2 separate regions of the Homo sapiens genome follow, and region 2 is linked to region 1. A link is an interaction called in ENCODE POLR2A ChIA-PET data of the cell type or tissue named here. Cell type or tissue: CD4-positive, alpha-beta T cell. All regions are shown on one strand. Links, peaks and the distances in the headings refer to the core of each region. The heading gives the core; the rest is flanking DNA. Region 1 overlaps SYNE1 (spectrin repeat containing nuclear envelope protein 1). Region 2 overlaps SYNE1 (spectrin repeat containing nuclear envelope protein 1).

Region 1 (2,926 bases), core at 259-2,758:
TAATATTAATATTATCACTTCCATAACTCAGCTGAAATGGCACAATTTGTCTGTGTTCACACAACCCATTATTTTTAGAAGCCGAATATATATTTGTATACGTTTATATGAACATAAACACAGATATACGTGTGTATGTGTGTGTGTGTGTGTGTATATATATATTTAGGTAGAAGATTTAGAACTAGATAAATTATATAACCTCACTATAAAATATTTATAAATTTATTTTTATAATTTCTGTAATTCTTTAATAACACAAAATTATTCAAAATCATTCCTAGTACTGGATATTTCTTCTTATTTCTATAACTGATAATGCATTTTTCTTGCTATTGAATTCCTATCTGGTCACTGTGTAGGAAACATACATTCCAAGACTTGATTACCATAATTTGAGTTTTTTAGTTCTTTCAAATAAAATGGTCTGAAAATATGAAAAGTTAAAAACAAAAAATTTTAATTACCTTATATTTCTGAAGGTATTCATGAATTGCCTTGTAACCTATGGAATTTTTAATATTATCTTCATCCTTCTGAATAACATTTTCCATTAGAGAAATCCAACTCATGACTTCAGAAATGGCATGGCGGGAAGGCAGTTTATCCATCTGGAGCTGTCCAAGTCAGGGAGAGAACCAGTCCCAAGTGTTAAAATGGAAACCCCAACTTCTGCTAACTTAAAAACCCTACAATAATTCTTAAAAATGTACCAAGAGAGATAACACTCCTTAATGACATTTGGAGATCTTACCCTTTCTGAAAGCTTGAAGTTAAACATCAGGCAAATGTTGAGGAATAATAGTCATTTTATGTTCACTTGATATCCAATACTGTAAACACTGTATAAACATTAACTAATTAATCAAAGCACCAGAAAGAAGAGAATATTATTCTTATTTTATAACTAGTTTTATGAGTCTAAAAAAACTTAACCAGAAAACATTCAACAGATGTATTTTATTAATTATCTTGTAAAATCTCTGCATATTATGACTCAGGAATGTTAAAAGAAGAAAGAAAAATACCACACTACAAGCTATCATTTTCTAGAGTTTTTGGCACTCTAATCTTTATTCCTAAGAACATAGCCAATTTCCTCAGCCCTTAGCTGATATACACTACTTACAATTCGAAATCTTACTTAACATATCACACATTTATGCATATGTGTATTACGATGATTTGGAGGAACAAAAGCAATCATTTAAAATCTTTGTATATCAACTTCTGTGTGGTGCTGAAAGATATAGCAATGAACGTGGGTTGGTTCCTGCCCTCTGGGGGCGCACAGCTGTTGCTTAGGAGAGATTAGGCATGTACACAAAACACAGCTATCCTGCCTGAAACACAGTGATGAGTGTCAAAGAGAGATAAAGATAAAATGTTCTGGGATTTCAGGGGAGGTGGGTGTATTTTCAGATAAGAGGATTATTTACATCTACTGAATGCCAGTTGCTCTCCTATACATAAGATATTTTTAACATATATTACGTTCTAAATCTTCATAACCACTCACTTTATGAGAAAAGTGTATGTAACTGTCCACATTTTATCTGAGACAAAACAGAGTTTAAACAAAGCCAGACAAACATTCCAATACACATACCCACACCCACATACACACATTAAAGAAACCCTCAGAGGAAATGCCTTTGGGGCAGGGCTTTGTAGCGTAGTTCACTCTTTTTTTTTTTTCTGGAGACAGTCTCACTGTCACCCAGGCTGGAGTGCAGTGGCGCGATCTCGGCTCACTCCATCTGCCTCCCCAGTTCAAACAATTCTGCTGCCTCAGCCTCCCGAGTAGCTGGGACTACAGGCGCACACCGCCACGCCAGGCTAATTTTTTGTATTTTAGTAGAGACGGGGTTTCACCGTGTTGCCCAGGCTGGTCTTGAACTCCTGAGCTCAGGCAATCCACCCTCCTCAGCCTCCCTAAGTGCTAGGATTACAGGTGCGAGCCACCGCGCCCGGCCAGAGTTCACTCTTAATATTAATACAACGGGAGAGAGAAGAGGCCAGGTGTCTGGGACAAAGCTGATATAAATTTGTGAGCAAAAGCAAATTAATGTATTTCTCCATGTCAAATAGCTTAAGTCAGCTATTTCCCACGAAAGCAATCCTTTCTGTACCTGGTGGAGCTTCTCCTGGACGGCTGGGATATTGGTTAGCAGGTCAGTCCACTGGCTATCAATGCGCGACAGCTCAGAGCGCAGCGTGGCTGTGTCCACCTTTTTTAGTCGAAGGAGCTGATTTCCAGTACTCAGAACAGATGATTTCAGGGAAGATTGGGCATCCACTTCTTTAGAAAACTCCTGAAACAAGTAGCGATGTTCAAATTAGGGTTAAATAGCTAGACCATTCATTAAAAGGAAAGCGACCAATTTAGTGCATGAAACAATTTCCTTTACATCCTGGAGGGGGTTATGCTGAACACTCAAAAGAAAATGAAAGCAGTACACCCTTGCCCTCGAATGAAAGGAAACTACGAAGCCCCGACTTGAGAACTACTTGTAAGAGGCAGTGTTGAGTCACTGAGCCCTATTACTTTGCATAATTATGGAACACACATAGTCAACATTAATATATTCTCTATAGCTTAGTTTATTAAGTATATCCACTGATGGTTGACTTCCTTTCTTTTCTTTTCTTTTTTTCTTTTTAGATGGAGTCGCTCGCTCTGTTGCCCAGGCTGGAGTGCAGTGGCACAATCTCAGCTCGCTGCAATCTCTGCCTTCCGGGTTCAAGCGATTCTCCTGCCTCAGCCTCCTGAGTAGCTGGGATTATAGGCATGCACTACCACGCCCGGCTAATATTTGTATTTTTAGTAGAGACAGGGTTTCACCATGTTGGTCAGGCTGGTCCCGAACTCCTGACCTCGTGATCTGACTGCTTGGCCTCCCAAAGTGTGGGATTACAGGTGTGA
Region 2 (2,926 bases), core at 259-2,758, 66 kb after region 1:
AAATCTTCATCTCACACGACCCAACTGCACTCCAACTGCCTAACTGTGCTCCTCCCTTAAAACTAAAGGGGGCCATCCTTGACCTCTGCCTGACTCCAGCCAGTTTAGGTGCCTTCTCTAGGCCCTCCCACAACACTGTACTGCCCTCGGCCACACTACCTGCCACCTTCTCTTGTAAGCATTTGCCTGTCCTCACACACACTGTAAGCTCCCTAAGGGCTGTCTGGGTCACTGCTTTTCGTCTTCATCCTGAGCACATTGTGGAGTGTTTGGCAAATAACAGGCAGGCCTATATGTTCATAATAAATCATGCTTGTAAATGCACTTATATAAATTCTATTATTTTATATACATGTAAAGTAATACTATTACTGTCCATAAGGAAAAGCAGGAATGCCTTTAAATGGTGTAAACATTTTACATTAGATACTCTATTATAAATACAGAAGGCTCCCAAAAGAGCTAGAATAAAATAAATTTATTACAAATAATTTTTTTCTGGCAGTCTCACTCTGTGTGTGTGTGTGTGTGTGTGTGTGTGTGTGTGTGTGTGTGCGCGCGCACGTGGCTCATGCCTACAGATATGAATGACAACTCCTGGTTTCTTAAAAGGATTTGAAAATATGTCACCTTTTATAGATGAATAATTTCTATTTATTTGAGGTACATACATAAATTGAATTAAAATAAATCACTCAGTACTATAAATAACTACTAAAGTCAATACTTGATGTAGTGAGGAGTCACTGTTACAAATACGTTTCTCATTGCTTATGTGCCTAAGTTATAAGACTTATGAGTAGATTCCTAAGGAAATAAATTTGGACAACTGTAGCTACTATTTGATCAGTATTTTCTAGTTTAAAAAGCACTTTCACGATTCATGTCACATTTCATTTTCACAATGCTGTGAATTAAGTAGTATTGCTTCTCACTTACAAATGAGGGTATCAAGGGACTTCCCAGGTGCACTCAGCTTAGAGGAGAAAGAGCTGCAACTCAGTGTGAGCTTTTAACTTGAAGGCCAATGATTTTCCCATTACACTCTTGCTCCCTCTTTTCAAATGTATTCCTCCCTCAACTCTTCTGCAGAGTCTAAGCCTTGGCTTGCTTCTAAGGGGAATCAAGAAGCCTACAGCAAAATCTAGGAATGCCTCGGTATTTCTACCTTCAAGTAAGCTAAACTGTTATTACATTTTAGCTAATAGCTACTGTCAGAGACAGAATACACTGTGAGTGGGACCAGGTAGTTATATAACGGAGATCTACTTGCAGGAACAGCAGGCACAAAACCTTTTTTTTTTTTAACAACTGTGATTTTATAAAGCAGTTCTATTTGGCTGCTCCCTGAAACAGCTGTACACATTCTGTGCACAAAACTCAGGGTTTTTAATCTGAAAACTGAAACTTAAGGGGATCCTACATGTCCTCCTCAGTTTCAAGAGACAATTTTATAAATCCAGTGCATCACCGGTCATGGTGTCATATTTTTTCATTGTCTTCTAACTGACATTACTATACAAAAATAACATGTGGCCGTAATGATGGGGTTGATTTGTTTGATGAACACCAAGCATAATACATTTCCTTTTTAACAGCTCCCTCAGAGTAAAGCTGTGTGTCTTAATCTAAGTAAAGGCATTTTCCCCTACTTTGCAGCATCACATGTAAGTATTTTAGATTAACAATGCAATTTAATTGATGTTTTCCTGTGACTAGGGGAGAGGGGAAGAATTAAAACAAAGCCTAATCTCACTGAGTTTTAGGACCTGATGAAGCTTTGTGGTTAATGTCAAGAAATAATAATAGAAATATTTGCATGTTTCATCATTTTTAGGGCACTTTCATGTATCCTTTGACACTTTACAAGAAGTAGCATGGAGATTTACAGTTTTAGAAAAGGTATATTTTTTCCACAAAGTCTCAAATAAGTATTTATTATTCAGTTTGAAAAATTTGAGAACCTAAACCATATTAAATAGAACAATTTTTTCTATATAATAATCAGCCGACTATAGCTTAATTTCTGTAATAACATCTGTAACCATAGGGAAGGACAAATCATCAAAGAATGAGTAATACATATTTTAAAATGAGAATTTGAAAAACACTTTCCCAAATTCCCCACGGCTCCCTGAACTTCTCCTTTTATGTTGCTGTTTTTAGTTTCCTCTGATCACATTGTTATTATCTGTCCCATGTCTGCCTTTCTCTCTAGACTGTCAGGGCCTTGCAGGTAGGGCCATGCTGACTCCTTCTCAGCTGCATCCTCAGGAACCAACACAAGGTTTCACGCTGAGCAGGTGTCAGAATGTACTTGACAAATGGATGAGTTGATAATTTCCCTAGAGCTATCCTGATTTTTACCAAGAGAACAGTGTAAGTGTATTAACTAAAGGTTTCATCACCTTGATGTTCCTTTTTTTTTTTAATGAGGGGGGATTCTCTTTATCACAGAAATCCTATGACAGTCTGAATGCTTCTGCTTTAAAATAAAAGTAATATAATTGAATTATAATACAGGTTATAAAACATTTGCTCTGTTTAATGCTTCTCCCTTAATAATACATATCAACTTCTTTGAAAAAATGTAATTTCATAGAATAGTTTACATTTTTTAGTTGTCTTCACTAAAAAATAAAGTATTACTTAACATGCATTAAAAGTCTTTGGTTACTATAAAGGCATATTTTTGATTTCTATCTAACATTTGACATAAAAGCTTTTTGACATTTAATTTAGTATTATCTACATTTAATACATGGTAAAAGGCTTCTTATAACTAAATGGTTATTTTATTTTCCCCATTTTATAGAAAATAAAATTTAAGATTATTGAAAGATAAGTTAAACACTCAAATCTAGTAGGCATTCTAGTATAAATATGGCAGACATTCCTTACATTGGTACACAAGTTGCAAATAAAG

What was found. ChIA-PET counts read pairs that join two places held together with the same protein. Peaks named below come from ENCODE experiments on the same cell type or tissue, not always from the same donor. Only the 100,000 strongest peaks of a DNase experiment are listed, where the experiment ranks them.
Region 2: POLR2A ChIA-PET joins it to region 1 with 5 read pairs; 4 of 35 experiments call an interaction of 5 or more read pairs at or near these places.

The regions. Positions count from the first base shown.
Region 1 is chr6:152,231,649-152,234,574 of GRCh38, forward strand. SYNE1 (spectrin repeat containing nuclear envelope protein 1) reads right to left here. Exons shown (of 146, transcript NM_182961.4): 112 at 2,133-2,315; 113 at 468-617. Among named protein-coding and RNA genes, the nearest start is that of SYNE1-AS1, 150 kb to the right of the region's middle. In CD4-positive, alpha-beta T cell, for the core only: no CTCF peak of the experiment used is centred there; DNase peaks (open chromatin) are centred at 1,663 and 2,473; H3K4me3 peaks cover 659 bases.
Region 2 is chr6:152,297,269-152,300,194 of GRCh38, forward strand. The region is part of intron 93 of SYNE1 (spectrin repeat containing nuclear envelope protein 1); the gene reads right to left. Among named protein-coding and RNA genes, the nearest start is that of SYNE1-AS1, 82 kb to the right of the region's middle. In CD4-positive, alpha-beta T cell, for the core only: no CTCF peak of the experiment used is centred there; no DNase peak of the experiment used is centred there.